4 separate regions of the Mus musculus genome follow, and regions 1, 2 and 3 are each linked to region 4. A link is a loop called in an ENCODE intact Hi-C map of the cell type or tissue named here. Cell type or tissue: heart. All regions are shown on one strand. Each heading gives the region's core, and the rest is flanking DNA. Links, peaks and the distances in the headings are about the cores only. Region 1 overlaps AI987944 (expressed sequence AI987944). Region 2 holds the start of AI987944 (expressed sequence AI987944). Region 3 holds the start of Zfp141 (zinc finger protein 141). Region 4 has its middle 33 kb from the start of Gm51480.

Region 1 (8,026 bases), core at 1,072-6,071, 220 kb after region 4:
ACACCAAGCTAACAGCTGTAACAGAGCAAAAGATGATCTGGTACAAACCCATACACACCCCATGCTTACCATTTAAATCTCTGTGAGATCTCTGGCCTTCGAGGTAGAATAGGACATGGATTCTTTCTCGTGGAGTCAGCCTCAAGTAAAATCAAACATTGGGTTGACACTCAAATACATTTGGTGCCACCGTGCCTCTGCACATCTTGCATGCAGGACAGAGTTTAGGTAGAGGCTTTTTAAGCTGGGTTCGCATACAGGTTTCTATTTCTGAAGCCTGTAGGGTACCTTCTCACCCCAGAGAGACTAGAATATAAGGACGAAGGCTCCAAGTCTGCTTAACCAAGCTCTTGACCATCCTCTGCATTCAGTGAGCTGTGTGAAAGTTGTCCTGAGCAATAGGGTCCTGCTGTCAGGTTTCAGAGAGCAACCTTCTGTCCTAGCATAAGCCAGGGTTCTTTAGAGATCTTCATAGGACCTCCTTGGCCAACCACTCAACCAAATGTAGCCCAGTCCCACCACTGAAGCCCTGCCTTGCTACAAAGGATGGCCAGATCAGATTCCAAATTCTTCATTACTAGGATTCCTCAGTAACACACCTAACCTAGATTGTTATGAGTAGGATGGCTGTTAATACTCTGTTCATCCTACTGATCCATGGACATGAGAGATTTTTACATCTTCTGATAATTCTTCAGTTTGTTTCTTGAAAGACTTGTAGTTTTTAATCATACAAGTCTTTCACTTGCTTTTTTAGAGTTACTTTAGCCTATTTTACATTATTTGAGGGTATTGTGAAGGGTGTTCTTTGCCTGATTTCTTTCTTACTCCATTTGTTACTTTAGTTTATTTTGTTTGTTATTTATTTACCATCATAAATTCCAAGAAGTTACCAGTGCATTCAGTTTCTACACTAACCCTCAAATGCTCACAAAATCCAGCTGTTCACTTACTGCACTCTCTCCGTGTCTCTAACTGATCTCTCCCATTCCTGTCCCCATTCACCCTCAGTCCACCCATAGAATCCATTCTGGTTTCCCTTTTGAGAGAGATCCATGTTTCCCCCTGTCTTAGTCAGGGTTTCTATTCCTGCACAAACATCATGACCAACAAGCACGTTGGGGAGGGAAGGGTTTATTCAGCTTACACTTCCAAATTGCAGTTCATCACCAAAGGAAATCAGGACTGGAACTCAAGTAGGTCAGGAAGCAGGAGCTGATGCAGAGGCCTTGGAGGGATATTTCTTATAGCTTGCTTCCCCTGGCTTGCTCAGCTTCCTTTCTTACAGAGCCCAGAGATGGTACGACCCACAAGAGGCCCTCCCACCCTTGATCACTAATTGAGAGAATGCCTTGCAGTTGGATCTCATGGAAGCATTTCCTCACCTGAAGCTCCTTTCTCTGTGATAACTCCAGCTTGTGTCAAGTTGACATAAAATCAGCCAGTACACCCCTCCCCCGTAGAGCACTCCTTTTTACCTATCCTCCCTGGGTCTGAGTATTGTAGCCCAACTATCATTTATTTAACAAGCAACATCCATTTGGAAGGGAAAGTATACCATGTTTGTATTTCTGGGTCTTTGTTACCTCACTTAGGGTGATTTTAGTTTTTGAGTTGGCATCTATTTTCCTTTAAATTTCATGACGTCAAATTTCATGACATTAGTGTGTACATGTACCATGTTTTCTTTATCCCTCTTCAGTTTAGAGAAATCTAGCTTGTTTCCAGTTTCTGTCCTGTAAAAATAAAGCTGCTATGAACATAGTTGAGCCATTGTCCTTTTGGTAAGATGAAGTAGTTTTTGGGTATATGGCCAAGAGTGGTATAGGTGGATTTTTCAGTAGAACAATTCCCAGTTTTCTGAGGAATCACAATATTGATTTCCATAGTGACTGTATTAATTCGCCCTCTCACCAGCAAAGGAGGAATGTTCCCCTTTCTCCACATCCTTGCCAGCATGAGCTCTCACTTGTGTTATTGATCTTATCCATTCTGACATGTATAATCTCATGAAATCTCAAAGTAGTTTTCATTTCCATTTCCATGATGAATTAGGATGTTGAACATTTCTTTAACTGTTTCTCAGCCATTTGAGATTCCTCTTATTTTAAATTGAACTTTTTATTCTTTTTTTTAAATTTTATTTAATCTATCCCTTTTACACTATAGATTTTATCCTTCTCTTGGTCCACCTCTAGCTGTTCCCAATCCCATACCTCCTCCTCAACCCTCCCCACACCCCATGTCCCCAGCCCCTACCCCCCACCCTACCAGAACTCTAAACTCCCTGGGGCCTCCAGTCTTTTGAGGGTTAGATGCATCTTCTCTGACTGAACCCAGATCCGCAGTGCTGTGCTGTATATGTGTTGGGGGCCTCATATCAGCTGGAGTAGGCTGCCTGGTTGGTAGTCCAGTGTCTGAGAGATCTCAGAGGTCCAGGTAAATTGAGACTGCTGGTCCTCTTACAGGGTCGCCTTCCTCTTTAGCTTCTTCCAACTTTTCCCTAATTCAACCACAGGGATCAGCAGCTTCTGTCCATTAGTTGGGTGCAAATATCTGCATCTGACTGTTTCAGGTGCTTGTTGGGTCTTTCGGACAGTAGTCATGACAGGTCCCTTTCTGTGAGCACTCTATAGCCTCAGTAATAGTGTCAGGCCTTGGAGCCTCCCCTTGAGCTCCATCCCTTTTGGGCCTGTCACTGGACCTTCTTTTCCTCAGGCTCCTCTCCATTTCCATCCCTGCAGTTCTTTCAGACAAGAACAATTATGGGTCAGACTTTTAACTGTGGGATGGCAATCCCATCCCTCACTTGATGCCCTGTCTTTCTACTGGAGGTGGGCTCTATACATTCCCTCTCCCTACTGTAGGGTATTTCATCTAAGGTCCCTCCCTTTGAGTCCTGGGAGTCTCTCACCTCCCATGTCTCTGGTACATTCTGGAGGGTTCCCCCACCTCCTACCTCCCGAGGTTACCTGTTTCAATTCTTTCTGCTGACCCTCAGGGCTTCAGTCCTTTTCCCTTACCCAATACCTGATCATGTTCCCCTCTTCCCCACCCCATCCCTCTCAAGTAGGATTAAGGAGTCCTCTCTTGGGTCATTCATCTTGTTGACCTGTTTGAGTTCTATGGACTATATTTTGGGTATTCTGTACTTTTTTTGGGCTAATATCCTCTTACTAGTGAGTACATACCATGCATATCCATTTGGGTCTGCATGATATTTTCTAGTTCCATACATTTGCCTGCAAATCTCATGATATCCTTGTTCTTCATATCTGAGTAGTATTCCATTATGTAAATGAACTACATTTTCTGTATCCATTCTTTTGTAATGGGACATCTGGGTTGTTTCCAGCTAATGGCTATCACAAACAAGGCTGCTATGAACATAGTGGAACAAGTGCCCCTGTGGCGTGGTGGGGCATCTTTTGGGGATATTTCAAAGAGTGGTATAGGTGGGTCTTCAGGTAGATCTATTTCTAGTTTTCTGAGGAACCTCCAGATTGATTTCTAGAGTGGGTTGTACTGGTTTGCAATCCCACCAGCAATGGAGAAGTGTTCTTTCTCCACATTCTTTCCAACATATGTTGTTACCTGAGGTTTTGATCTTAGCAACTCTGATTGGTGTAAGGTAAAATCTCAGGGTCGTTTTGATAGTGATTTCTCTGATCACTAAGGACTTTGAACATTTCTTTAGGTGCTTCTCAGACATTCAAGATTCAAGAATTCTCTGTTTAGTTCTATACCCCATTTTTTGACTGGGTTGTTTGTTTTTTTGTTTTTTTGTGGTTAGCTTCTTGAGTTCATTATATATTTTGGATATTACCCTTCTGTCGGATATGGGGTTAGTGAAGATTTTTCCCCAATCTGTAGGTTGCTGATTTGTCCTATATGGCCTTTGCCTTGCAGAAACTTTCCAGTTTCATTAGGTCCCATTTATGAATTCTTGATCTTAGAGAGTGAGCCATTGGAGTTCTGTTTAGGGAATTAACCCCTGTGCCAATAAGTTCAAGGCTCTTTCCCACTTTGTCTTTTATTAGATTCAGTATTTATAGTTTTATTTTGAGGTCCTTGATCTGCTTGGGCTTCAGCTTTTTGCTAGTTGACAAACATGGGTGTATTTTCGTTTTTCTACATACAGTCAGTCAGTTAGACCAGGACCATTTATTGAAGATTCTTTCTTTTTCCCATTGTGTGTGTGTGTGTGTGTGTGTGTGTGTGTGTGTGTGTGTGTATATATATATATATATATATATATATATATATATATATATTTGTCAAAGATCAAGTGTGCATAAGTGTGTGATTTTATTTCTGGGTCTTCAATTCTATTCCACTGACAACATGTGTGTCTCTGTACCAGTACCATGCAGTTTTTATCACTATTGCTCTGTAGTACAGTTTGAGATTAAGGATGATGATTCCCCCAGTTGTTCTATTATTGTTAAGAATTGTTTTCACTATTCCGGGTTTTTTTTTTTTTTTTTTTTTTTTTTTTGCCTTTCCAGGTGAATTTGAGAATTGCTCTTTCCATGTCTTTGAAGAATTGTGTTGATTTTAATGGGGATTGCATTGAATCTGTAGATTGCCTTTGGTAGGATGGCCATTTTTACTCTGTTAATTCTGCCAATCCATGAGCGTGGGAGACCTCTCCATTTTCTGAGATTTTCAAATTCTTTCTTAAGAGATTGAAGTTATTGTCATTCAGATGTCCAGTTTCTTTATCAAGGCACTCCATGCTATGATTTTTTCTCTTAGCACTGCTTTCATTGTGTCCCATAAGTTTGAGTATGTTTTATCAACATTTTCATTAAATTCATGGAAGTCTTTAATTTATTTCTTTGTTTCTTTCCTGACCAAGTTATCATTGAGTAGACTGATGTTCAGTTTCCACCTGTATGTGGGTTTTCTGTTGTTTTTATTGTTATTGAAGACCAACCTTAGGCCATGGTGATCTGATAGGATAGGATGCATAGGATTATTTCAGTCTTTTATGGGTTGAGGGTTGTTTTGTGACCAATTATATTGTTGATTTTGGAGAAGGTACCATGATGTGCTGAAATGTATTATTTTGTTTTAGGGTAAAATGTTCTGTAGATATCTGTTAGATCCATTTGGTTCATAACCTCTCTTAGTTTCACTATGTCTCTGTTTAGTTTCTGTTTCAATAATCTGTCCATTGTTGAGAGTGGGGTATTGAAGTCTCCCACAATTATTGTGTGGAATTCAGTGTGTGTTTTGAGCTTTAGTAAAGTTTGTTTTATGAATGTGGGTGCCCTAGCATTTGGGGCATAGATGTTCAGAATTGAGATTTCCTCTTGCTGGATTTTCCCCTTTGGTGAATATGAACTGTCCTTCCTCATCACACTTGATAACTTTTGTTTGAAAGTCTATTTTATTGGATATTAGAATGGCAACTCCAGCTTGTTTCTTGGGACCATTTTCTTGGAAGACTTTTTTCCAGTCTCTTACTCTGAGATAATGTCTGTCTTTGTTATTCAGGTGTGTTTCTTGTATGCAGCAAAGTGCTATATCCTGTTTGTGTGTGCAGTTTGTTAGCTTATGTCTTTTTATAGGTGTTTTGAGTCCATTAATATTGAGAGATATTAAAGGCAGATGACTGTTAGTTCATGTTATGTTTGTTTTTGTGGGTGGTATTATTTTCATGTGGTTTTCTCCTTTTGGCTTTGTTGTGAGATGAATAATATCTTCTCTTTTCTTTGGTGTAGGTACCCTCCTTGTGTTGGAGTTTTCCACCTAGAATCCTCTGTATGGCTGGATTGGTAGATAAATATTGTTTGAACTTGATTTTTTCCTTGAATATTTTGGTTTCTCCATCTATGTTGATTGAGAGTTTTGTTGGGTATAGTAGCCTGGGCTGGCATTTGTGTGATATTAGGGTCTGCATGACCTCTGACCAGGCGCTTCAGGCTTTTAGTGTCTCTGTTGAAAAGTATGGTATAATTCTGATAGGTCTATCTTTGTATGTTACTTGCCCCTTTTCCCATGCAGCTCTTAATATTCTTTCTATGATCTGTGCACTTAGTGTTTTGGTTATTATGTGATGATAGGATTTTCTCTTCTGGTCCTATTTATTTGGTGTTCTAGAGGCTTCTTGAAAATTTATGGCCATCCCTTTCTTTGGGTTGGAGAAGTTTTTTTTCTATGACTTTATTGAAGAAGTTTCCTTGTCCTTTCTGCTAGGCATCTTTGTTCTACTCTTTTCCACTTATTTTTAGATTTGGTCTTTTCATTGTGTCCTGAATTTCCTGAATGTTTTGGGCCAGGAGATTTTTATGTTTTGAACATTTAGTTTCTTAAGTTCTTTTCAATATATGTACTAGGTGGGAATTGTTCTTTCAAAGTCTATAAACAATTTTCTTTGAATTTTGATGGGACTATGCTGAATCTGTAGATTGTTTTGGATGGCTCTTATTACTCTGTTAATCTTTCTGATTCATGAACATGAGAGACTTTTATATCTTCTGATATTTTTAGAGTTACTTCAACATATTTCCCATTATTTCAGGGTATTGTCAAAGCTGGGAAGCTTATAAACACCTGCTACTCCTGCTCCAGGAGATCTGACCCTTCCTTTTCTAGTGTGTCACCTGTACACACAATGGAGACATTCTTTCTTACACACACAAATATAAGGATAGAAATTGGGATAGACTTGCTTTCATAAGTGTTTATGTATGACTTCTAAAACACTGCAAACCAAACTATTTAGGTATATAACATAAACATAGTGTTTCTATAAAAATCTGCTTGCTGAATTTACTTTTTAAAAGTTTGTATTTCCTCACACATGTGTAGACTTATATCCAATTATCAATCATAGGGAATAAAATGGTTTGTAAGTGATCTGAAAAGACATCATTTTTTTTATCATAAGAGAAGGACATGCTTTTAATAGTCAAAACTATTTCTGTGATATTGAACCAGTTTATGCTGGAGTTGAATCTCTCCAGTTGGGATAGCCCTCCAATCTCAATCCATTTTCTGTTATTGGTAAAGGAAAGAAGCAGAGTGCACACACAGACTGAGTGCTGGCCAGTGATTTCTTTGATTTTTTTATTTTGACTATACTCCTGCCCTTCTTCTTTAAAGGACTATGCTATATTTATAGGTCTATCTTTGTGTCTCCTTTTATCAGTGATGCCATCTATGTTGTGTGATTTTATTAATTATAATATAATGATATTGTTGTTTAGACATTCACAATTTTTTTCCTCTGAAAATGTGTATATTATATTATGAGTTCCTTGAGTTTTTCTTAGTTTAGGGACTTTTAGGGACAGTTTAAGTTTCTCTTCTTGAACCTAAAGGCTTGCCTCTCCTCATTTTTTGGTAAATCTTTTTTTGCAGTTGCTGTAGTCATCAGTGTTTGGGGTTTTAATACTCACATGATTGATACAGTTAACACATTTTGGGGTTTTAAAAACTTTTTCATATATTATTATGTCATCAATAGCTTTAGTTCTCAGTATTTCAGAACATCCGTCATCTGAGGGAGCCTCATCTGAGGACACATCCCCCACGGAACGGTTGGTTGCTATGTCTGTGAGGAGAGTGTTAATTGATGATTGATATGGGAAGGCTCTTCCACTGAGACTAGCAATATCCCTAACCAAATAGGCCTGGCCTCGGTAAGAGAGCTAGCTGATCATAAGGCAGCTACCAAGCAAGGGAGCAAGCCAGTAAAAAAGGTTCTTCCATGGTTTTTACAGTCATTTTCTAGCTTGCGTTTTTAACCTAAGCTCCCAAAATGATGGACTGTGATCTGACAGAACCATCCAAAAAAATCCACTTATTACTTGAGATGGTTTTGGTTGGAGGATTTAATCACAGCAGCAAAGAAGCAAAGTAGAACAAAAAAATGGTAAGCAAAATGTGATTTTGCTCCTGGACATAGCCTGTGAACGTTCTTATTTGGAGGAATATGGAAAATATCAGGGTTTGAGCTGGCAAAGGCGTGTGAAGCAGTACCCAGAGCTTACTCAGGTGTCCTTTGAGGACCTGG
Region 2 (8,026 bases), core at 1,601-6,600, 210 kb after region 4:
AAAACATTCTAGAGACATTTATAAGGACCACATTTATGAATCCAATTAGAGACAAAAACAATTAAGAAAAACCTTCATTAGCTTTTGTGCAGCAATAAAGGATAATTCATGCAAATTTAGTTAATAGTTAATTTTTCATCATGGAAGGCATGAATATATATTCATCAAGTGTTTGTGAAACCATCTTTGCCTAGGAAACAATATGAGTAGTAGTAGTAACATATGCATTCAAAAGAGAAAACATAGCAAGGACCAGCAACCTCGAAGTCAAACCCTCTCTCTGAGATTTTATCAATGCTTTTCTCTCAGTCACTGGTTTCTACAGCTGATTCACTCTTGGTAGAGAGTCTCTTGTTCATGGCTTCATGACTCAATCACCCCCATTCAATTTCTATTCTTAGGTTTAGCAGTTGTATCCATAGTGGATTTTCTTGGTCCATCTTTCACAGATCAAGTCACTCATTCAGGTTTTCACAACGGGATTTCAGTACCCTGAGAAAAAGCACAAACCTAATCTTAAATCCAGTGAATTCCTGGATCTGGGCAGTTCTCATGACCTGCCATAACATCTCTCCAACATACTGTGATTTTTAATTTGTTCGAGAAGGACAAAAAAAGTTTTTTTTTTTTTTTTTGTAGCAGTAGGCTATCCTTGCCCTTGCTCTAGAGGATTGAATATTATGAGAAGTCATACTACTCTATTCTCTCTCCTGCATTTTTAAGTCATCCATTAGATCTTTCCCCAAACAATTGATGCTAAGAGTTATATAAAATGCCTGTGATGTGGCTCAATTAGAACAGATTATTGGTAACATTCTTTAAAAAGCTTGGCAGTATATAGAGAAGAATTGCCAGTTTTAATATTTTACTGAGAACTAAAATAGCAAAATTTCTGAGTAAAAGGGCGATCACATCCTTACCTGCTTCTCCTGATATGAGAACAGCAAAAATGAGCAAACATTAAGTAGGTATGATGTCCTGAACGTATTTTAACTTCCCCAAACAGGAAATGTGAGTAACATCCACATGCAAATATGATTTACAGTAGCCCTCCAGGAGTTACACATAAGTGAGTAAAGACTTGATATTAACGAGTACACATGAAGGATATTTTTAGCTGTAAGGTGATTCTGCTATTTAGTTAGTAAAAAATATCATTGAAATACTGAAGCATTTTGATATAAGCACTTATGAGATTCTTATGCTTCCTGTAGTTTATTAATTCCTAAGAAAATGGCAGTGGTAAGGGCAAACTTCCCTTGTATTTCCCTTAGACAAAATGCCTGGAATATTAGAATGTAACCTTATATGACCAAAATAAAGTATATTTTTCTGTGTCTGCAATTTCTGTTGAATCAATTTTGTAAATTGTGAATTGAGGTTTCTGATGATGAAATCTATATTGATTCTAGATTCTCCCCTGCTAGCACTGTGTATTATGTATCAGAACAAAAGTTTAGAAGCTGTGTTAACCTTTTTAAGCAAAGTTAATTATGAGTAATTGAATTTGTTGCACCCAAGCACCTGAGTAAATAAAAGTCAGTAAAGTGTATCTAGAAGCCAGGGCAGTATTACCATATTTGGTGACATTTACAAAGAATCCAGTAACTTATACCATGTGCGTGGTGTTACAGCACTTGTCCATAAGCCTCCAAGACATAGGGAGAGTGGTAGGCTGTAGAAAGGAGTGTTTTGTAATTTCCTCATAAGTAAGGACCCAAGGGTTTTGAGAAGTGAGATGTTAATGGCAACAGCTACCAACAAGGCAGGCTGAGAGAGGGAAATGCAAAAGGAACATTGGGAGGAGTTTGGGTGGGTGGTTAGGGAAGGAAGTTGACTATATACTGGAAGTATTTGAATTCCTATTATATGAAGTCCTGTGTCCAGAAAACCCAGAGTAAACTAGAGCCCAGTAAACTAGCTACAAGAATGAGAAACAACATTTTTCATGCTTTGAAGACCAATGAGAAACCAGCATGCAATGGCCACGTGCATCCTTACACAAAAACAACAAAATTTACAAGCAGAGAAATCAAAGATTCATCCATATTTTGGAGAGGAGCTGGGTCTGGCTCAATGCAGTTGGGGGTAGGGCAGCCCAGCAGCACTTGGCTTCTATGTGAGGCTCTGGACATTACAAAGATATCCATTGGGCCCCAAGTGTTACTTGTGAATTCTTTAACCGCAAGTCCCCCTTACCCATGCTTGGTGTTCTAAGATGTTACATTTTTATCGACCCAGCTTTCCTGCCAGCTAGACAGAGGTAGGAGCAGGCAAAAGAAGGGCCTGCGACTGTAGGTAGACTGAAAGGTAGAGTCTTTGGCTCCTGGATACCATCCCAAGTCAGAGCATCACAAATTCAGAGGCTCAGCTTCACTAGACAGATCATACAAAGACAGATCTGATATATAAGACAACAATATTTAAAATTGGTCTTTGCTACTTCTAGGTCCATCAGTCCTTATATTGTGTGTTTGTTTAATTTAGACGCCCCCTAAATAGTAACCCACGAGGACAGACCGGATGTGGACAAGTCACAAAACAGACAACAGTAAAGACTGAATTGGTGTCGCACAGAGGTTTCACCAGACTGATTATGACAATTTTACCAATAGGATTGTGTTTCAACTGATTTCTTGTATAATCCCTGGACTGCCTGGTATCCTCTGGAAATTGCTTTGTTGAACAGCCTAGGCGTTGGAACCCAGGTGAAGTTGCCACATACTGGGCCACTGCAGTTTCTGTCACCCAGCGTCAGTAGATGGCATTTCCAAGGCTCCAAGGCAAATAACGGATCAGAAAATAACTGATGGCCTTGGATGAACTTCCAACTACGCAGAAATTACTCAATAAATAAATACATAAAAATAAAGAATAAAAAAGTAAAATAAAAAAATAGGCGTCTCCCAATTGCCCGAATGGGGTGTACAAACCCCATCAATTTCACCCTGTTTATCAGACAGGGTATCTCTTAACCATAATCCAGGAACCAACAGGAAGCTTACTGTTTAGAGTCTGCCATTCACCTTGGGATTCTGCAGAGGGAATGCATTTCCTGGAGACCCTAGACACAGCTGGGTCAGCCCACCCCTCCATTATCCGGGATGAAAAGAGAATTTGGGGCTTTTTCTCTTCCTCCTCCTCCTCCTCCTCCTCCTCCTCCTCCTCCTCCTCCTCCTCCTCCTCCTCCTCCTCCTCCTCCTCCTCCTCCTCCTCCTCCTCCCCTCCTCCTCATCCTCCTCCTCCTCCTCCCCCCCCCCTCCTCCTCCTCCCCCCCCCCCACCACCATTTCGGTCCAAATTAAAAGCAACAGTTTATTAAATATTAGGTACTGACCAAGAGATGGACCTGGGTCAGAAATATCCGCAGAATTTCCCAGCCGGAATAGCCCCCGGTCACATATTGTAGGGGTTTATACAGATAATCAATTTGGCCACCGCACTTTCTCACGAGGGTTACTTAGAAAAAAAAACTACAATTCCCAGAATCGCTAGAAGTTACCTGGCTCCTGGGCCGGTAACGCTTACAGGCTAATTTTGGCAATTACATACGCAAGCTTGATTTCCATTACATATCCACCTTCATTTCCGGAGGAAGAAAGGGAAGTGCCTAATGAATAAAGCAAAGGTAGTTCAAGCAAGCTCCAGATTTCCCGATTTAGAGAGCTAGGGAGGGCAGGGTCAATTCCTACAAAGGGGAGGAGCAGCCCGAGCTGACGCGGTGGGTTCTCCCCAGAGCTGGATGGGAAGACAGACGGGTATGCTTTTGGAAAACAGGCACAAGCGCTACTGAAATTCAAATCTCTGTGTATCTGCAGAAAGAATGATACTGTAGTGGAAGACCAGGCCAGCAACCAAGCGGAGTCCCATCTGCACATTCTAACCCTAAGGGAGGTTTAATGGCCAATCAGAACCTTGAGGTGGAGCTGTTCATGTTACGCAAGACTTAGTGACCAATCGGAGCCTTGGGGTGGATTTGTCAGTCAGGAGAGAAGGCGGGACCTTCCGGGTTCCTTGCGGCAGTTTCAGCTCTATAACGGACCCTGCTGGAAAAGTTCTGATTGTTTTTCTCTAAGCGCTGCTGCTGGGTGCTGTGAGGGAAGCTCTAGCAAGTTGCTAATTCGCGACATGGTGAGTGCAGAGCCACTGCCCACAGAGGGAAGGAGCAGGCAGTTGTGTAGCAGAAGTTGGTATGGTGGCTTGTCCCTGGGTCTGGGTGGTAAGTGTGGCCAGATCTGACCACCTGTTACTTCCCTTTTTGTCCTAGTCATTCCCTGAACCCAGCGGTGGGCTGTGAATAACTTCACTATGAGGGCGGCATCTGCTCAAAGCATCTGGCTCAGAGACTTGTGTGTGGAAACATCCTTAGCAGGATGTCAAACTCAGAGAGGCCTAGTTTCTCTACTTCTAAAAGTTAACTCCCCCATCATTTAACATTTAGCTGTAAGACCTATTTGGAGTTAATTCTGTAGAAGTTATAAAAGGCATCTCATGTTGGGTAGCACTCCCATATCAAACTGTGGTGTAGAAGAGTAGAATTGATGATGTTAAAGGATTTACCAATGCTTAGGAGATAGTTAAGCGACAGCAAGTAGAGTTTAGCTGAGGGAGGAATGCCTCTGAGACACCCTACAGATAAGTAGTGTGCTAACCAGACCCGTTAGAGATCAGGATGCTAGGATAGATATATTTGTTCACTAGGATTGTCCAGAAAAGTGCTCCAGTGCTTAACAAAGGAGGCTACTCTGATTGACAACCAGCCACTAGGGCCATCCTCATAGCAAAGAACTGGCTGCTCAAGGGAGCGTTATAGAGTCCCAATCAACATTAAAGGCTGTTTATCACAAAGTGCTGCTAGTTTTCTTCTTGAGAAAAAGCATAGTTCTGCCATATTCGCAGGAGAACACCGGCTGGCAACTCTTTGAAAAGGGAAAACACTGTTGGGTCCAGGACTGGCTTGATCAAGCAAGGCTTTCTGTGAGGCCCTTATGTATAGAAAATGGCATAGCTCTTTCTCAAACCCAGGAACATGCTTGACAGAGCCAGGTAGGCCCTCATGTATTGAGAGTAAAATAGAACTTTTCTTTTTCTTTTTCCTTTTTTTCTTCCTTTGTCTTTATTATTAGTAGTAATTATTTTACTTATTTACATTCAAATGTTGTCCCTTCCTGGTCTCCCCTCCACAACCTCCATCCCATCCCCTCCCCTTTGCCTCTATGAGGGTTCCTACCCACTCACCCACTCCTGCCTCACCCTTCTAGCATCCCCCCCTACCCCCAGGGGGGCAACAAGCTTCCACAAGACCAAGCTCCTCCCCTCCCATTGATGTTAGTTAAGGCAGTCCTCTGCTACTGCTACATATGTAGCAGGAGCCATGAACCCACTCATATATACTCTTTGGTTGGTGGTTTAGTTCCTGGGGGCACTGATGGGTCTTGTACTGGCTAGTTTTGTGTCAACTTGACACAGCTGGAGTTATCACAGAAAAAGGAGCTTCAGTTGGGGAAATGCCTCCATGAGATCCAACTGTAAGGCATTTTCTCAATTAGTGATCAAGGGGGAAAGGCCCCTTGTGGGTGGGACCATCTCTGGGCTGGTAGTCTTGGTTCTGTAAGAGAGCAGGCTGAGCAAGCCAGTAAAGAACATCCCTCCATGGCCTCTGCATCAGCTCCTGCTCCCTGACCTGCTTGAGTTCCAGCCCTGACTTCCTTTGGTGATGAACAGCAGAATGGAAGTGTAAGCCGAATAAACCCTTTCCTCCCCAACTTGCTTCTTGGTCATGATGTTTGTGCAGGAATAGAAACCCTGACTAAGACAGGTCTGGTTAGTTAATATTGTTGTTCTTTCTATTGGACCCAGCCATGGGAACCCAGTGGAAGAGTTAAGGGAAGGACTGATGGAGCTGAAGGGGATTGTAACACTATAGGAAGAGTCCCTTTACTAAAGCAAGGAACATGCTTGGGAGAGGTGGTAATGATCTGAGGCCAAAGCCTCTGGGGGAAGGTTACTTCAGATCCTGAGAACCAAACACTTCTCACCATATGGGGTTGTGGTTATCAGACCCAAGACCTCTGTAGGCTTTAAGTGATGACCTTGAAATACCCTGTGTTCCCTTGTACAGTATTATTTTATTAGAGTCCCCCTGAGTTTGTCCCATTGTATGGTAGTTTCTACTGACTTCATAGAAATTTCCCATTTCTTTCCATTTGCCTTTGGTCAGTAGAACACAAGATGCTATTCTTAAGATGCCTATTTGGCATAAGACATAGCTTGCACAAGACCTCCCCTCCCCAGCTTTTATCTTTTCTACTTTCTACATTTCCTATCTTTCTCATCCTCTGGGGCCTTCCACTTAGAACCCTGTCAGGGCTGATTTGAGTCTTGGTTTAACTCCTCATCTTGGTAAACCACCCTCATATCCACCTTGTTAGGACCCCTAATTGTTCTCTTGCTATTGACATGTGTACCCTGCATATTGAACAATCTTACAGCCTTCATAAAAGAGAATAGGAACAGTGCAGCTGATGGTCCTGTGCCAACAATATGAGACCCTGAGGACAGGACCTGAAGAATATGAATTACTTACCCCAGACCACTGAATTTAGCTCCAGTATTGGAGCTTGTACAAGAAAAAAGGGAGAATGAGGGACCCTAAGGGCTTTTTCTATTCCCACACCCTCCTTACAGCTTCCCTCTCCCGCCTGGGGTCAAGGCTAGGCCAAGTTCCATTCTCCACCCACAGGAATATTCTTGAGTAAAAAATTCTCAGAATGTACTGAATGATAGTACCCTCTGGAAAGTCCCAGGTAGAGTTCAAATGTATGTCATGCTTGCTAGCCAATAGATTTAATGGTCAATATGCTTAGGCAATAAGTTTGAACTGTAACCTTGCTGATGTAACCTGTGCCCCTAGAAAGTATAAAACTGCTTGTAATGGCCATTCAGGGTCACCTTCTAGTCACTTGAGGGACTAATTGAAGATCAACAACAACATGCCAGAAAATAAACTTCTTCATTTTGTATCGAGAAAAAAAAAAGAATAATAATAATAAATGACTCTGTGTTGCAGGATATTTGTTCTCACTGTGAACCCCATGTTATTCACTGGAAAACCTATTTTTAATTATGCTGTGGCTCAACTTTAGCCCACACCTTTAATCTATGAACTTCCTGCTTGAATTTTGTAAACAGGATTTAATAAAGTCACCCATAGGTTAAGAGTCAGAGTAAGTAACCAGTTGGCAAAGGTGTAATTAGGATTGATAAGAAAAAAACATAGCCGGGCGTGGTGGCACACGCTTTTAATCCCAGCACTCAGGAGGCAGAGGCAGACAGATTTCTGAGTTCAAGGCCAGTCTGGTCTACAGAGTGAGTTCCAGGACAGCCAGGGCTACACAGAGAAACCCTGTCTCGGAAAAACCAAAAAAAAAAAAAAAAAAAGAAAGAAAAAAGAAAAAGAAAAAAAAACCATAAAGAGTAAGAAGGAGTCAGTGAGATGAATAGAGATGCACACATTAGAAGGATTTTTTACTGTGGTATGAGAGAGCACCATTCTTGGTGGAGCATCTGCTGAGGAGAAAAGTCAGCTGGTTACTTTCTCTTCCTCTGATTAGCAGACTTTCAACCCAGCTCTAGCTTCTGGGTCTTCATTGGTAAAATAGAGCAATTGAGATTTAAAAACAAATTATGGGAATATCTGTGCTTTGTAAATCTCCCATCTGTGATGTGAGTGGCCAGACTTGCAGTCTATTGTCCATATTTAAATTGTTCAAAATATAATATACTATGGAGACTGAACCTAAAAGAGACTTAGGTTGACAGCATATAGGAAATATGAAACCTGTTCTCAGTGCTCTACTTGAGCATTAGCCAGAGCTGAATGCATGCTGTCATTAAAGACACATTTCTTAATTATTCTTTTAATTGTGTTTGTATTGGTTTCTCCCTGTGAAGGCATATTAATTCTAGAATAGCTACATCTCTGGCTCTTCCCTGTCCTCACATTGCTTAGGGTCATGTCTGCTCTG
Region 3 (8,026 bases), core at 1,173-6,172, 910 kb before region 4:
AATGGCCACACACTCACAGATATTTGCCTGTTTCTACCAAGTGAGTTTTTGGACTAAAGTCATATGTCACTTCACCTGGCTAAGGACAAGGTGGCTGAAAAAAGAATTAATGTGTATATTGAGCATATAAAGCATTCCCTTTAAAATCAACTTTGTTATAAAGCAATAACAGTCTGCAGCCGGGCATAGTGTGACACATTCCTTTAATCCCAATACTTGAGAGGAGAAGGATCTCTGTGAATTCAAAGTTCGTGTTGTCTACATAGTGAGATTCTGTCAAAAGAAAAAAAAAAAGAAAAAAGAAAAAAAAGCTTGCATCAGCAATAGTGTCAGAGTTTGGTGCCCTCCCATGGGATAAATCCCAAATCGGGTTAGTCACTGAATGGCCTTTCATTAAGTCTCTGCTTCATTTTTTGTCCCACCATTTCTTTTAGACAGGAATAATTCTGGGCCAAAAATTTTGAAAGTGGTTTGGTGACCCCAACCCTCCACTGGGGCCCTGTATATTTACTAGAGATGGTCTCTTCAGGTTCTATCTCCCCAGTGTTGGGCATTTTGGCTAAGGTCACCTACAATGAGTCCTGGGAGCCTCCCACCTCCCAGGTCTCTGGGACTTTCAAGAGGTTTCCCACACCACCCAACCAAGCCACCCACCTCAGGCAGCTGCACATTTCCAACCATTTTCCTGGTCTTCTTTGCTTCTCTCCTGTCTCTCCCCATACCTGATCCTGCCCCCCTTTTTTTCCTCCCCCTCCCTCCTCTCCCATCTACCACTCTTCTTCCCTGTGCCTCCCATGATTAATTTGTTCCCCTTCTAAGTGAGATTGAAGAACTTCTTGTTCAATTTCTTAGGGTCTGTGGGGTGTATCATGGGTACTCTGTACTTTCTGGCCCTGGCATATAATGTAACAAGGACTGCCTTGTCCAGCTTCAGTGGGAGAGGATGTGTCTTATCCTGTAGATAGGGGATGCCCAGGGTAGGGGGTGGGAGACCCTCTCAGAGGTGAAGGAAAGGGGGAAAGAATTCTAGGAGGGGGGACCTGGAGGATGGGTAACATCTGGGATGTAATAAATAAAATAATGAATAAAATAAAAATAAAAACCCAAAAACCCTTGCACACAACAATAACACATCCAAATTTATCAAAATATATATCACTTAATTAACTTATTTACAATTAAATTTTGTACTTGAAATGGTTCTGTAGAGGATCATAATAAATTTTACACTTCCAGTACTGAATATATCTCATACATTTAACTTCCAGCAAAATGAAAATGAGCATTCCTAATAGTCAAGATAGTGTCCTGAAAAGGGTAAAGGGAAATAGTCAGAAAATAGAGAACCACAAGAAGAGGGTACCTGGGTTCAGCTGAAGCTGCAGCCTGTTCCTCCCAGAGAGGAGCACTTTGACAACCCATGGGAAAGATCCTGAGCTGCCTGATTGTAGTCCCGATGAATCAGGGCTTAATGGTCAAAAGAAATAAAAGAGTGTGAAAGAGAAATCACATAAACAACAACAGAAAAACAAAATGAAAAACCCAAAACTGCTGGGCAATGGTGGCGCACGCCTTTAATCCCAGCACTTGGGAGGCAGAGGCAGGCAGATTTCTGAGTTCGAGGCCAGCTTGGTCTATGGTGTGAGTTCCAGGACAGCCAGAGTTATACAGAGAAATTCTGCCTGGAAAAACCAAAAAAAGGAAAAAAAAAAAGAAAAGAAAGAAAAGGACAACAAGTTCTGCTTAAATGTGAATGAGGGAGGCCTTACTCACTGTTGGAGGAGAACTTCGATTGTGGTAATCTTAATAAAATCATTTGGGGTTTTTGTTGTTGTTCTTTGGTTGTTTAGATGTATTTTGGAGAACAGGGATTCAGTATGCACCCTTAGTGTTGGTTTCTAAAATTACTAAAACTAGATCTATCCTGTGGCCTAGCTAATCATATGTATATGTACACACACACACACACACACACACACACACACACACTGGGAATCCATATCATAGCAAAGAGATATTAACATATCCTTGTTTACCACTATTCTTTCTACTATTTTCACAAAAGCAAATAAAAGGTATCAGTCTATATGTTCATCAATACAGACAGATGTATAATTAAACTCTATTATAAATTTAATGGAATTTTATTAGGTAATCAAAAATGAAACCTATAGAAAGATGGAATAAATTGGAAAAGATGAATGAGGCAATTGAGGATTATTAGGAAGACAATCACAACATGTTCTCTCTCATGTATAGACACTAACTTCTGATTTTATGCATGTGCAGCTTCAGCTTCTGCCTCTCGTTAGTAAGTCATCACCATCTATGAGGCAAGTGCTCCATTTTCCTGGTGAATGAGCTGTGGTTCAGTTTACTTCTCAGCAAGAAGAGAGTTCTATTCTCTGGGGATCATGAGATACCTCCAGCCAGAAGCACATGATGGTTCATCTCATATTTTCACTTTTAATCTTCCATATGGCTTCCCTTTCCTGTTTCCTGATAATCCTTCCTAGTTTTCAATCTTTGAAAAATGAGAAAAGGTCAGGTGTGGTGGTAAACAACTTTAATCCTAGGACTCAGAAGAAGACAGAGGCCATGAGATGTCTGAGAGTGCAAAGCCAGAATGATCTCCATGGCCAGTTCCAAGCCTGTCAAGCCAACAAAGTGAGACAATCTCAAAAAAAAATAAATGAGAACCCTTTTAAGGTCGGGTGAAAATAAAGAGAAAAGGCAAAGAAAAGGAGAGACATTGGCCAAGAGCAGTTGTTATTCTTGCAGATGTTCTGGCTTCCATTCACAGCACCCAGATGAGGACTCAAAATCACCTGTAGCTCCAATCCCAGGGGTTCCTATCATTTCTTCTGACCTCCACAGCCAGTAGGTATGCACGGGGGGCATGATTATACATGCAGGCAAAATATATGAAATAAGTCTAATAAAAATTTAAAAATCACTAGAAAAGATACTTTTATGAGGATACAATGTTAGACTCCTAGAAGTAGATACAAATACTGGTAGGCAACAACTCCCGTGGCCACGTGAGACAGCCTTGGGCTTTCAATACATCACCTTCCACCAGTCTTGCCTGGTTATAAGGAACTGAGGCACTTTGATGGTAGCTTCCTTATCACTGGAGCGTGAGTGCAGCCATGGTACTTTCTGAAAGAGCAAGAACCACTAGATGAGCCATAGTAAGTATTGGCAAGATTTATCTCTGCCAGTGGTAGCGCGCATGCGCGCCGTCCCCGAAGTGGGAGGCGTGTAAGCCGTGATAACCATTACAAAACAACCGGAAGTGACCTAGGGGCGCACAACTTCTTGGATCCAGATGTAGTTTCCTGCTCGGACCGCTTGTGCTTGGAGTCTGGACAGTTGGGGTTGTGCATGTCTGCGGGTGGACTTGGTGCCCCACGTGCTTTGTGCCGGGCTCTGTGAGTTGCAGCGTGAGGTGAGTGACCGTCAGGCTGGCAGGACACCGAGCTGTCCCGCCGCGGTTTGTGTTGCCTGATGGCTGCAGGTGGGCATCAGCCCTGTTTTCATTCTTCTCTTGCGGGGTTTTCGCTTTTGTTTTGTCACTTACCGATATGCTCTGCTGTGGGATTTTGCCACATCGTTCGAGAACGTTGTGTGTTCAGGGACACAGTTTGGGCAGGAGTGAGTGCATGGGCGCTGCAGGATCCGAGCCTGCGATCAATGTGCGGTGCTTGTGAGGGCGACCGCGCTGCTTTCTGGTCCCTTTGTGTTTGCGTAGCTGGTAACTGGAGAAAAACTCCAAGGAGTAAGAGAAAAAGGGAAAATGAATTTATGTATGTTTTCGCCCAAACTGGGGACGCAGTATCTATGTCAGTCTAAGCAGTATTAGCAATAGATTGCTTTTATTGAATAGAAGGAACTGTATGAAAACCAGGGAATAGGGGTAAATTGTTTAGTGTGGTCCCAGGCATCCTACCTAGGATTTAAGCCTTAGTTTCACCCCAGACACCAGGTGTTCTGATCATTTCCTCCCGGTGTTAAATTTCCTATATGGAGCTGGAGCTGAAAACAGAAAAGGGATTAAAAAACAAAAACAAAAACCTAAACCGAATTCAATTTTCAATTTCTGTTGTCAGTTTACATAACTATAGGGGTTCATATGTGTGGCTGGGAGCAGAAAGGTGTGCTCTGGGGGCTGGTGAGATGGCTCAGTGGGTAAGAGTACCCGACTGCTCTTCCGAAGGTCCGGAGTTCAAATCCCAGCAACCACATGGTGGCTCACAACCATCTGTAACAAGTGACTCCCTCTTCTGGAGTGTCTGAAGACAGCTACAGTGTACTTACATATAATAAATAAATCTTTAAAAAAAAAAAAAAAAGAAAGGTGTGCTCTAAAGAGGTTTTAGGTCAGAAGCCTAGGTTTCTGCTTCCAAACAGGCAAGGGCCAGCCTCAACCAGTAGCCTCCTGTAGAGACCAGTGAGGTGAAAAGCAGAAAGCGGAGGGACTGAGATGTGGATGAGCACTGTTGGGTTCCCACTATCCACATTCACACTGTGGCTTTGAGCTGCCAGGAACTGCAGTTCCTAGGAACCCACTGCTCCCCTCTGGCCTCCTGGTGCACACACTGACAGGCAACACATCCCTATAAGTTTTTCCTCTTTCTTTCTTTCTTTCTCTCTCTCTCTCTCTCTCTCTCTCTCTCTCTTTCTTTCTTTCTTTCTTTCTTTCTATAGAAAGAATAGCCCTTAAAAACAAACAAACAAAAAAACAAAAACTGTTTCCCCAGTGAGCTACTTTCTCCACCTAACCCCCCCTCCCACACACACCATTTGGTAAAAAAAGAAAAGAAAACCAGAGGGTGAGACTCCACACATTGGTTACATTAAGTAGAAGAATAGTTAAAGTGACCTAGTGACCCTATGTCTGTCTCTAGGGCACAGATTTAAGGTTAAGTTTAGAAATCAAGCATTATGTATTAAAGTAGTGCTGCAGGTTGTGGTGGCACACGACTGTCCTGTAATCTTAGCACTCTACACTCGGAGGCTGCAGGATGACTGCATTATGGAGGCTGGGCTGGGCATGAAGTAGGCTAGGAGTCAGCAGAGTAGTAGTAAGAGCCAAAGTGTAGAAGACACGCATAATGCTTTTTAGTAAAAGCAGATTTGGGTGTGTGTTTCATTTTCAAGGTTTGTTTTTATTTTACACATATGAACATTTGACTGGTTGTATATAGGTGCACCAAGTGTGTGCCTAATGCCCAGAGAAGCCAGAAGAGGAGATCTGAGACCCTGGAATTAGAGTTGTGAGCCCCATGTGGGTACTGAACCTGGGACCTCTGTAAGATCACCAAATGCTCTTTGTCAGGTGTATTATAAGGAGATAGGCAGCATTTAGTTCAAGCCTCGCAGAGCCCAAGTTTGTCAAATTTCATATTGCTTGCCAGCCTCATGTCTGTGAATGAAAATAGATTAGCTCAGGAGAACAAGGCCACTCAGAGACATGTGTCTTTGACATGTATTGCCCTTGATTTTAAATTAAAATTTGTTGAGGGTTGGCCTCATGCACTGTGTATTCAAATGCTGACTTCTGTGCCCTGAGATCTGCTTAAAGCCCAGACATGGGCATTGTCATGAATTTTGAAGAATCGCCTATATCAATGTGATGTAAAGAATGTTCCCCAATTAACTCAAATGGACTGAATAGCAAATGACTGGGCAGAGTAGAGAGGAAGATTAGACTTCCAGTCTCAGCCAGGAGTCCCGGGGGAGAAGAGCAGGGAGAAGGAGTTCACCATGAGGCAGGTGAGGGTACAAGAGAAGAAGGCCATGAGGTAGAGGAAGAAGGGGATTGTTGCTATGAGGTCAGGCATGAGGAGGCTTCACCAAGTGCGTTCTCCATGTGCACCCCTAGCTACACCAAGGAGCCAAGGAGAGACTAAATGTAAGTAACTCGGTGTGTGTGGCTGGGAAGTAGAGTAGCTAGGTAGCATCAAGGCTTAAAAGTTTTGCTCAGCTATTCTGATTAAAGCTTACTGACTAAATCAGTGTATCTCTGTCTCAATTAGTTGGGAGCAAGGCAGGTTAGGAAAACTGCCACTTTTAAATTTAATCATATGAACCGTCTTTGGTTTTGAAACTTACAGTGACAACATGGTATGTGGTATGTGGTGCTTTCTGTGCACGGCCCAAGCCGACTGTTCACCTAACCTCAGTGAGTATGATGTCCATTCTTCGGGTGTAGAGTTGACGTGGTAGAGTCAGAGAGGAGGTGATACCATACACCTAATAATGTGCTATTAAGTTTTCAGATGTCTTTTTAGTAGCTATTATTTTACATTCAGTTACCCAAGAAATTACTGTGACCAAAAATCTGAGTTAATACGGGTTTACTTTCTTCCCTTCACTCTGAGTAAGGAGAAGCCTAGCACTGCACGAATACTCTTGTCATTATAGTTCTGCCTAAATCTCTAAAGTGCTGTTTTTGTTTTTTTTTTGTTTTTGTTTTTGTTTTTGTTTTTTTTTGTTTTTGTTTTTGTTTTTTTTTTGCCTGCACAGAGGTCGTTTTCATTTGGTTTTTCTTCCTTCCTCCTTCTGTGGGCTGCTATCTGTTCTTTTTTGACAGGCTCTTGGGGTGCAAAGCTGGACGGTTGTGTAGAGGCTTACTCCTTTATGTTGAGTGTGCTTTCTATGAGACAATGTTGGAATAGTTTGTCTTTAAGTCTCTTTAGGGCCTTTCAAAGTTTCCACTTTCATTTCTAACTTGAGGAATTGGTTGTATACTCGAATAATAATGATTTTTTAACATTCTATGGGTCTCTATCATTTGTAGTAATTTAAAACTTTTCAGTTTTCTGCTTCTTAGGGGTTGATGGGAGAAGGAGACATTTCAGGTTGAAGTATGCCCTTGCAGGCAGCAGGGAGGTTCAGCCTCCTTGAACCGAACATCGAACAGGCACACAAAAGCATAATGACAGATTGCTATACAAAAATTGTTTTTTCTTTGGTGAAACAAGTTCCTCATACCAAAGCCCATAATATAATCTATATGTTTCCTGAAGGAAAACATCACAGCTCTGAAACTTGTGTACGGCTCCAGGTGTGCCCGGAGTGTCTTGTTACCAAAGTTATGCAAAGGCTGTTAAGGTTTTCCAGAAAGACAACTCTATAGACAACAGAAAACAACCAGTGTTTTCTACAGTGATTTCTTTAAGGTCAAAGTACATACAACTGTTCATTCTGATGTCTATTCTAGAGATAGTGAAAAGCCTCTGTTTCATCATAACGATTACTTTAGATATACTAATCCTACTAGAATTCCTACTATAAAAAATGAACTTTAAATCTCACCATGCATCCTGCATTTTGCAGACTGAGCTGCGTCCCATGCACCCTTGATCCTCTGAGAAGCCTTGCCTCAGTGGATGTCAGAGACAGCGATTAGGAAAGCTTGAGCGCCCCCCTTTAAACATTAGGGGAGCGGTTAAACAGTTACCATCCAATTTCTACAGGAAATGAAGGCAAACTAAGTGTGTGTGGTGTCTGGATGATGTGCCAAGTCACTTCTCAGTGTTGTGCAGTGCATTCGTGGTGCAATTGAATTAACGAACCCCTGTTTTGGAAAGAAGACTTAAACATGAGAGAATTTTTATCTTTTTATAGATGTTAAAGTGACACCAAGGAGAGTGATGTTGGTGGATGGAGGCTGGTCATCTACCTTAACAGCAAAGGTATTTTACAATACTGAGAGCTCATGTTTTCGTGTGAATTTCACTTTCTGTTTCTCATGTCTCTTATCTAAGTGCTCTTGACAGTGAATTCAGGAGAAGCAATGTTGTTGTGAAAAGGAAAAGCCTCCTGAATGCCTCTAATCATGAATCTCACTGCAGTGGTACAGCATATAGTATTTTACACCGGGACATAGAAACCCAACAGAATACCTCAGTGGAGACCATGGTGGAATGTGGATTGATTTCCTGCTCCTGGGTCCTAAGCAGCTAGACTTTTCAGCCAGATTGAGAAGTAGTTTCAGCTGCTGCTGAGCTGCAGATTG
Region 4 (8,026 bases), core at 1,971-6,970:
ACTGTGATATTGGTAGCTAACAACTAGAAAAATCTAAAGAACTCCTTGTATCAAGTCACATAAAATCAAGACAATTAGTAACAATAACAAAATAAGAAAAGTTGAGACTAGATATGACTAACACATTTCTGACCTTTAAGTTTGTAATGAATTTAAATATTTCCCCTTAGTATAGGAGGGAAGAAATGTCTTCTGATACTTCTGTTTCAAACATCATTCTTGTCAAGGAATTGCACTATTTCTTTGTGCCTCTTTCTCAGACTTGACTACCAAGTCTAATAGAACCTTAAATAAAAGAATCATTAAAGGGGGGGGGAGGTATTGGAGAGATGACTCAATTGTTGAGAGCACTGACTGCTCTTCCAGAGGTCCTGAGTTCAATTCCCAGCAACCACATGGTGGCTTACAATCGAATGCCCTGTTCTGGGGTGTCTGAAGACAGCTATAGTATACTTTCATACAATAAATAAATAAATTTAAAAAAAAAAAAGCACCTAGGTAAGAGACATGAGGAAACAGAAAGTGAAATTCATACCAAAACATGAGCTCTCTGTATTGTAAAATACTTTTGCTGTTAAGGTAGACGGTCAACCTCCATCCGCCAACAGCACTGTCCTTGGTGTCACTTTAACATCTATAAAAAGATAAAAAACTCATGTTTAAGTCCTCTTTCCAACACAGGGCTTTGTTAATTCAATTGCACCACGAATGCACTGCACAACACTGAGAAGTGACTTGGCACATCATCCAGACACCACACTCACTTAGTTTGCCTTCATCTCCTGTAGAGATTGGATGGTAACTGTTTAACCACTCCCCTAATGTTTAAAGGGGGCGCTCAAGCTTTCCTAATTGCTTGTCTCTGACATCCACTGAGGCAAGGCTTCTCAGAGGATCAAGGGTGCATGCGACACAGCTCAGTCTGCAGAATGCAGGACGCACGGTGAGATTTAAAGTTCATTTTTTATAGTAGGAATTCTAGTAGGATTATTATATCTAAAGTAATCGTTATGATGAAATAGAGGCTTTTCACTATCTCTAGAATAGATATCGGAATGAAAGTTGTACGTACTTTGACCTTAAAGAAATCACTGTAGAAAACACTGGTTGTTTTCTGTTGTCTATAGAGTTGTCTTTCTGGAAAACCTTAACAGCCTTTGCATAACTTGGTAACAAGACACTCCGGGCACACCTGGAACCGTACACAAGTTTCAGAGCTGTGATGTTTTCCTTCAGGAAACATATAGATTATATTATGGGATTTCGTATGAAGAACTTGTTTCACCAAATTAAAAAAAAAAAATTTCTTTAGCAATCTGTCAATATGCTTTTGTGTGCCTGTTCGATGTTCGGTTCAAGGAGGCTGAACCTCCCTGCTGCCTGCAAGGGCATACTTCAACCTGAAATGTCTCCTTCTCCCATCAACCCCTAAGACGCAGAAAACTGAAAAGTTTTAAATTACTACAAATGATAGAGACCCATAGAATGTTAAGAAATTATTACTATTCCAGTATATAATCAATTCCCCAAGTTAGAAATGAAAGTGGAAACTTAACTTTGAAAGGCCCTAAAGAGACTTAAAGACAAACTATTCCAGCATTGTCTCATAGGAAGCACACCCAACATAAAGGAGTAAGTCTCTACACAAACATCCAGCTTTGCACCCCAAGAGCCTGTCAGAAAAGAACAGATAGCAGCCCACAGAAGGAGGAAGGAAGAAAAAACAAACGAAAATGACCTCTGTGTAGGCAAAAAACAAAACAAAACAAAACAAAGCAAAACAAAACCAGGGCTGGCGAGATGGCTCAGTGGTTAAGAGCACCGACTGCTCTTCCAAAGGTCCTGAGTTCAAATCCCAGCAAGCACATGGTGGCTCACAACCATCTGTAATGAGATCTGATGCCCTCTTCTAGAGTGTCTGAAGACAGCTACAGTGTACTTACATATAATAAATAAATCTTTTAAAAAAAACAAAAAACAAAAACACAGCACTTTAGAGATTTAGGCAGAACTATAATAACAAGAGTATTCGTGCAGTGCTAGGGTTCTCTTTACTCAGAGTGAAGGGAAGAAAGTAAACCCGTATTAACTCAGATTTTGGGTCACAGTAATTTCTTGGGTAACTGAATATAAAATAATAGCTACTAAAAAGACATCTGAAAACTGAATAGCACCATTATTAGATGTATGGTATCACCTCCTCTCTGACTCTACCACGTCAACTCTACACCCAAAGAATGGACATCATACTCACTGAGGTTAGGTGAACAGTCGGCTTGGGCCGTGCACAGAAAGCACCACATACCACATACCATGTTGTCACTGTAAGTTTCAAAACCAAAGACGGTTCATATGATTAAATTTAAAAGTGGCAGTTTTCCTAACCTGCCTTGCTCCCAACTAATTGAGACACAGATCTACTGATTTAGTCATTAAGCTTTAATCAGAATAGCTGAGCAAAACTTTTAAGCCTTGATGCTACCTAGCTACTCTACTTCCCAGCCACACACTCCGAGTTACTTACATTTAGTCTCTCCTGGGCTCCTTGGTGTAGCTAGCGGTGCACATGGAGAACCCCCTTGTTCGTGAAGCCTCCTCATGCCTGACCTCATAGCAACAATCTCCTTCTTCCTCTACCTCATGGCCTTCTTCTCTTGTACCCTTGCCTCATGACATTGCCTATGGCTGGGGTATAAGCAGATCTCTGGGCACAGAAATCAGCATCTGAATACACAGTGCATAAGACTAACCCTCAACAACGTTTAAAATCAAGGACAATACATGTCAAAGACACATGTCTCTGAGTGGCCATGTTCTCCAGGAGGCTGGCAAGCAATATAGAATCTGACAAACTTGTGCCCTACCAGGCTTGAACTAAATGCTGTCTATCTCGTCATATGCTTGGCAAAATTGTTGTAGTAAGAGAACAAAAAAAAAAAAAGTCATAAACGATGGCTCAGAGATTATGAGCACTTGGTGACCTTGCAGAGGTCCCAGGTTCAGTACCCACATGGGGCTCACAACCTCCTCCACATTCCAGGGTCTCAGATCTCTTCTGGCTTCTCTGGGCATTAGGCACACACTTGGTGTACCTATATACAACCAGTCAAATACTCATTCATATATGTAAAATAAAAACAAACCTTGAAAATGAAACACACACACAAATCTGCTTTTTCTAAAAAGCATTATGCATGTCTTCTACACTTTGGCTCTTACTTCTACACTGCTGACTCCTAGCCTACTTCATGCCCAGCCCAGCCTCCATAATGCAGTCATCCTGCAGCCTCCGAGTGTAGAGTGCTAAGATTACAGGACAGTCGTGTGCCACCACAACCTGCAGCACTACTTTAATACATAAAGCTTGATTTCTAAACTTAACCTTAAATCTGTGCACTAGAGACAGACATGGGATCACTAGGTCACTTTAACTATTCTTCTGCTTAATGTAACCAATGTGTGGAGTCTCACCCTCTGGTTCTCTTTTCTTTTTTTACCAAATGATGTGTGTGTGAGGGGGGTTAGGTGGAGAAAGTAGCTCACTGGGGAAAAAGAATTTTGTCAAAGGCCTATTCTTTCTATTCAAAAATTTTTTTTAAAAAGAAAAAGGAAAAGGAAAAGGAAAAGGAAAAGGAAAAGGAAAAGGAAAAGGAAAAGGAAAAAATTATAGGGATTGTTGGCTGTCTGTGTGTGCACCAGGAGGCCAGAGGGGGAGCAGTGGATTCCTAGGAACTGCATTTCCTGGCAGCTCAAAGCCACAGTGTGAATGTGGATAGTGGGAACCCAACAGTGCTCATCCACATCTCAGTCCCTCCGCTTTCTGCTTTTCACCTCACTGGTCTCTACAGGAGGCTACTGGTTGAGGCTGGCCCTTGACTGTTTGGATGCAGAAAACTAGGCTTCTGACCTAAAACCTCTTTAGAGCACACCTTTCTGCTCCTAGCACAGGCCAGCCTCCAACTTAGCCACACATATGGACCCCAATAGTTATGTAAACTGACAATAGAAATTGAATTCGGTTTAGTTCTTTTGTTTGTTTGTTTTTTGTTTTTAAATTCCTTTTCTGTTTTCAGCTCCAGCTCCATATAGAAAATATAACACGGGGAGGAAATGATCAGAACACCTGGTGTCTGGGGTGAAACTAAGGCTTAAATCCCTGCTTGGATGACTGGGACCACACTAAACAGCTTACCCCTATTCCCTGGCTTTCATACAGTTCCCTCTACTCAATAAAAGCAATTGCTACTACTGCGTAGGGCGACATAAATACGTTTGGTCCCAGTTTGGGCCAAAATGTACATAAATTCATTTTCCCGTTTTCTCTTACTCCTTGGAGTTTTTCTCCTCTCACAGACCACTTACCAGCTACTCAAACACTAAGGGACCAGAAAGCAGCGCGGTCGCCCTCAACAAGCACAGCACATTGATCTTAGGCTCGGATCCTGCAGCGCCCATGCACTGACTCCTGCCCAAACTGTGTCCCTGAACACACAACGTTCTCGAACGATGTGGCAAAATCCCACAGCAGAGCATATCGGTAAGTGACAAAACAGAAGCGAAAACCCCGCAAGAGAAGAACGAAAACAGGGCTGATGCCCACCTGCAGCCATCAGGCAGCACAAACCGCGGCGCGACAGCCCGGTGTCCTGCCAGCCTGACGGTCACTCACCTCACGCTGCAACTCACAGAGCCCGGCACAAAGCACGTGGGGCACCAAGTCCACCCGCAGACATGCACAACCCCAACGGTCCAGCCTCCAAGCACAAGCGGTCCTAGCAGGAAACTACATCTGGATCCAAGAAGTTGCGCGCCCCTAGGTCACTTCCGGTTGTTTTGTAATGGTTATCACGGCTTACACGCCTCCCACTTGGGGGACGGCGCGCGTGCGCGCTACCACTGGCAGAGGTAAATCTTGCCAATACTTACTATGGCTCATCTAGTGGTTCTTGCTCCTTCAGAAAGTACCAGGGCCGCACTCACGCTCCAGTGATAAGGAAGCCATCATCAAAGTGCCTCAGTTCCTTACAACCGGGCAAGACTGGTGGAAGGTGATGTACTGAAAGCCCAAGGCTGTCTCACGTGGCCACGGGAGTTGTTGCCTACCAGTATTTGTAACTACTTCTAGGAGTCTGAAATTGTATCCTCATAAAAATACCTTTTCTAGTGATTTTTAAATTTTTATTAGACTTATTTCATATATTTTGCCTGCATGTATAATCATGCCCCCCGTGCATGCCTAGTGGTTGTGGAGGTCAGAAGAAAGGGTAGGACCCCCTGGGATTGGAGCTACAGATGATTTTGAGTCCTTGTCTGGGTGCTGTAAATGGAAGCAACTGCTCTTGGCCAATGTCTCTCCTTTTCTTTGCCTTTTCCCTTTATTTTCACCCGACCTTAAAAGGGTTCTCAATTATTTATTTTTGAGATTGTCTCACTTTGTTGGCGTGACAGGCTTGGAACTAGCCATGGAGATCATTCTGGCTTTGCACTCTCAGACATCTCATGGCCTCTGTCTTCTGAGTGCTAAGATTAAAGTTGTTTACCACCACACCTGACCTTTTCTCATTTTTCAAAGATTGAAAACTAGGAAGGATTATCAGGAAACATGAAAGGAAAGCCATATGGAAGATTAAAAGAGAAAATATGAGATGAACCATCATGTGCTTCTGGCTGGAGGAATCTCATGATCCCCAGAGAACAGAGCTCTCTTCTTGCTGAGAAGTAAACTTTCCTTTTTAAGTTGCATAATAAAAACAATTGCAGAACTAGGTGTACATTAGAAATAATGGTAAATGGGGAGAGACAATAAAATAGGGAATGCATCCAGCACTGTAAATAAATCAGTAAACCTAATGTAGAATATGAGACTAAAGCCAAGGATAATGTGAGGTGTCTACACATAGGGTAAGTATTTGCACTCTAGCCCTGGATGGTCTAGAACTATTTAGGCCAAGCTGGCCTTGAATTTAACTCTGATCTTCTTGTCTATACTATTCAAATGCTAGGATTACACAGCAATGTGTCATCGTGGCCAGTTCACAGATGGTCTAGATCTTCCCACTGAGAACAGAATGCAGGGTGGAGGAACCACTCTGGAAATCAGTTTGGTGGTTCCTCCGAAAATTGGACATAGTACTACCGGAAGATCTAGCAATGCCTCTCTTGGGCATATACCCAGAAGATGTTCCAACTTGTAATGAGGACACATGCTCCACTATGTTCATAGCAGCCTTATTTATAATAGCCAGAGGCTGGAAAGAATCTAGATGTCCATCAACAGAGGAATGGATACAGAAAATGTGGTACATTTACACAATGGAGTACTACTCAGCTATTAAAAAGAATGAATTCATGAAATTCTTAGGCAAATGGATGCATCTGGAGGATATCATCCTGAGTGAGATAACCCAATCACAAAAGAACACACATGGTATGCACTCACTGATAAGCAGATATTAGCCCAAAAACTTAGAATATCCAAGATACAATTTGCAAAACACATGAAACTCAAGAAGAAGGAAAACCAAAGTGTGGATACTTTGTTCCTTCTTAGAATGGGAAACAAAGTACCCACAGAAGGAGTTACAGAGACAAAGTTCAGAGCTAAGATGGAAGGAAAGACAATCCAGAGACTACCCCGCCCGGGAATCCATCCCATATACAACCACCAAACCCAGACACTATTACATATGCCAGAAAGATTTTGCTGACAGGACCCTGACATAGCTCTCTTGTGTGAGTCTATGCCAATGCCTGGCAAATACAGAAGTGGATGCTCACAGTCATCTATTGGATAGAATACAGGGCCCCCAATGAAGGAGCTAGAGAAAGTACCCAAGGAGCTAAAGGGGTCTGCAACCCTATAGGAGGAACAAGGATATGAACTAACAAGTACCCCACCCCCAAGAGCTGTGTCTCTAGTTGCATATGTAGCAGAGGATGGCCTAGTAGGCCATCAGAGGGAGGAGAGGCCCTTGGTCTTGCATAGATCATATGCCCCAGTACAAGGGAATGCCAGGGCCAGGAAGCAGGAGTGGGTGGGTTGGGGAGCAAGGCTGGGGGAGGGTATGGGGGACTTTTGGGATAGCATTTGAAATGTAAATGAAGAAAATATCTAATATAAATAAATAAATAATAAAATAAATAAAAAGAAAAGAAAATTTCTAAATAAATAAATAAAAGTATATCTTCTGAGAATTTTCTGTTCAATCCCATTTCTCGTGGTTTTATTGTTTGGGGTTTTTATTTATCTATTTATGGTTTGGGGGTTTTGTTTTGTTTTTTTCTGTTGTTGTTTATTTGATTTCTCTTTCACACTCTTTTATTTCTTTTGAACATTAAGCCCTGATTCATCAGGACTACAATCAGGCAGCTCAGGATCTTTCCCATGGGTTGTCAAAGTGTTCCTCTCTGGGAGGAACAGGCTGCAGCTTCAGCTGCACCCAGGTACCCTCTTCTTGTGGTTTTCTATTTTCTGACTATTTCCCTTTACCCTTTTCAGGACACTATCTCAACTATTAGGAATGCTTATTTTCATTTTGCTGAAAGTTAAATGTATGAAATATGTTTAAGACAAAGTATAAAATTTATTGTGAACCTCTACACAACCATTTTAAATGCAAATTTTAATTGTAAATAGGTTCATATTTTGATTAATTTGGGTGTGTTATTGTTGTTTGCAAGCTTTGTGCTTTTTAATTAATTATTTTATTAGTTACATCCCACATGCCCCTCCTTCAGGTTCCCCCTCCTAGACTTCTTTCCCTCTCCCCTCACCTCTGAATGGGTTTCCCACCCTCTACCCCAGGCATAACCTACCCCTGGAGCATCAAGTCTCTACAGGGTTAGCCATATCCTTTCCCACTGAAGCTGGATGAGGTAGTCTCCACTACATTATATGCCAGGGCCAAAAAGTCCAGTGTACCCATGATATGCCCACAGACCCTAAGAAGTTAAACAATAAGTGCTTCAACCCCATTTAGAAGGGGAATAAAATAATCAGTCATGGGAAGCAGAGGGAGGAAGAATG

What was found. Peaks named below come from ENCODE experiments on the same cell type or tissue, not always from the same donor. Only the 100,000 strongest peaks of a DNase experiment are listed, where the experiment ranks them.
Region 1: a loop joins it to region 4, with 2.7 times the contacts of the local background. A loop is called at or near these places in 7 of 42 quality-filtered maps.
Region 2: it touches region 4 in a loop (7-fold over the local background); 7 of 42 quality-filtered maps call a loop at or near these places.
Region 3: it touches region 4 in a loop (13-fold over the local background); 11 of 42 quality-filtered maps call a loop at or near these places.

What each region holds. Positions count from the first base shown.
Region 1 is chr7:41,380,032-41,388,057 of GRCm38, reverse strand. All of the region lies in intron 2 of AI987944 (expressed sequence AI987944), which reads left to right. Among named protein-coding and RNA genes, the nearest start is that of AI987944, 9.3 kb to the left of the region's middle. In heart, for the core only: no CTCF peak of the experiment used is centred there; no DNase peak of the experiment used is centred there.
Region 2 is chr7:41,389,331-41,397,356 of GRCm38, reverse strand. AI987944 (expressed sequence AI987944) reads left to right here and starts at 3,978. Exons shown (of 5, transcript NM_001199330.1): 1 at 3,978-4,130. Gm17102 (predicted gene 17102) reads right to left here and starts at 3,659. Exons shown (of 2, transcript NR_166533.1): 1 at 3,337-3,659; 2 at 1-492. In heart, for the core only: a CTCF peak has its summit at 3,908; a DNase peak (open chromatin) is centred at 3,926; H3K4me3 peaks cover 1,773 bases; H3K27ac peaks cover 1,246 bases.
Region 3 is chr7:42,501,035-42,509,060 of GRCm38, reverse strand. It overlaps Zfp141 (zinc finger protein 141), which reads left to right and starts at 3,308. Exons shown (of 7, transcript NM_001309388.1): 1 at 3,308-3,451; 2 at 7,636-7,703. Gm35353 (a long non-coding RNA gene) reads right to left here and starts at 3,234. Exons shown (of 3, transcript XR_391403.4): 1 at 2,268-3,234; 2 at 1,364-1,467; 3 at 1-273. In heart, for the core only: a CTCF peak has its summit at 3,370; a DNase peak (open chromatin) is centred at 3,340; H3K4me3 peaks cover 1,243 bases; H3K27ac peaks cover 1,079 bases.
Region 4 is chr7:41,596,044-41,604,069 of GRCm38, reverse strand. No RefSeq gene overlaps it. Among named protein-coding and RNA genes, the nearest start is that of Gm51480, 33 kb to the left of the region's middle. In heart, for the core only: a CTCF peak has its summit at 4,742; a DNase peak (open chromatin) is centred at 4,829; H3K4me3 peaks cover 1,779 bases; H3K27ac peaks cover 1,099 bases.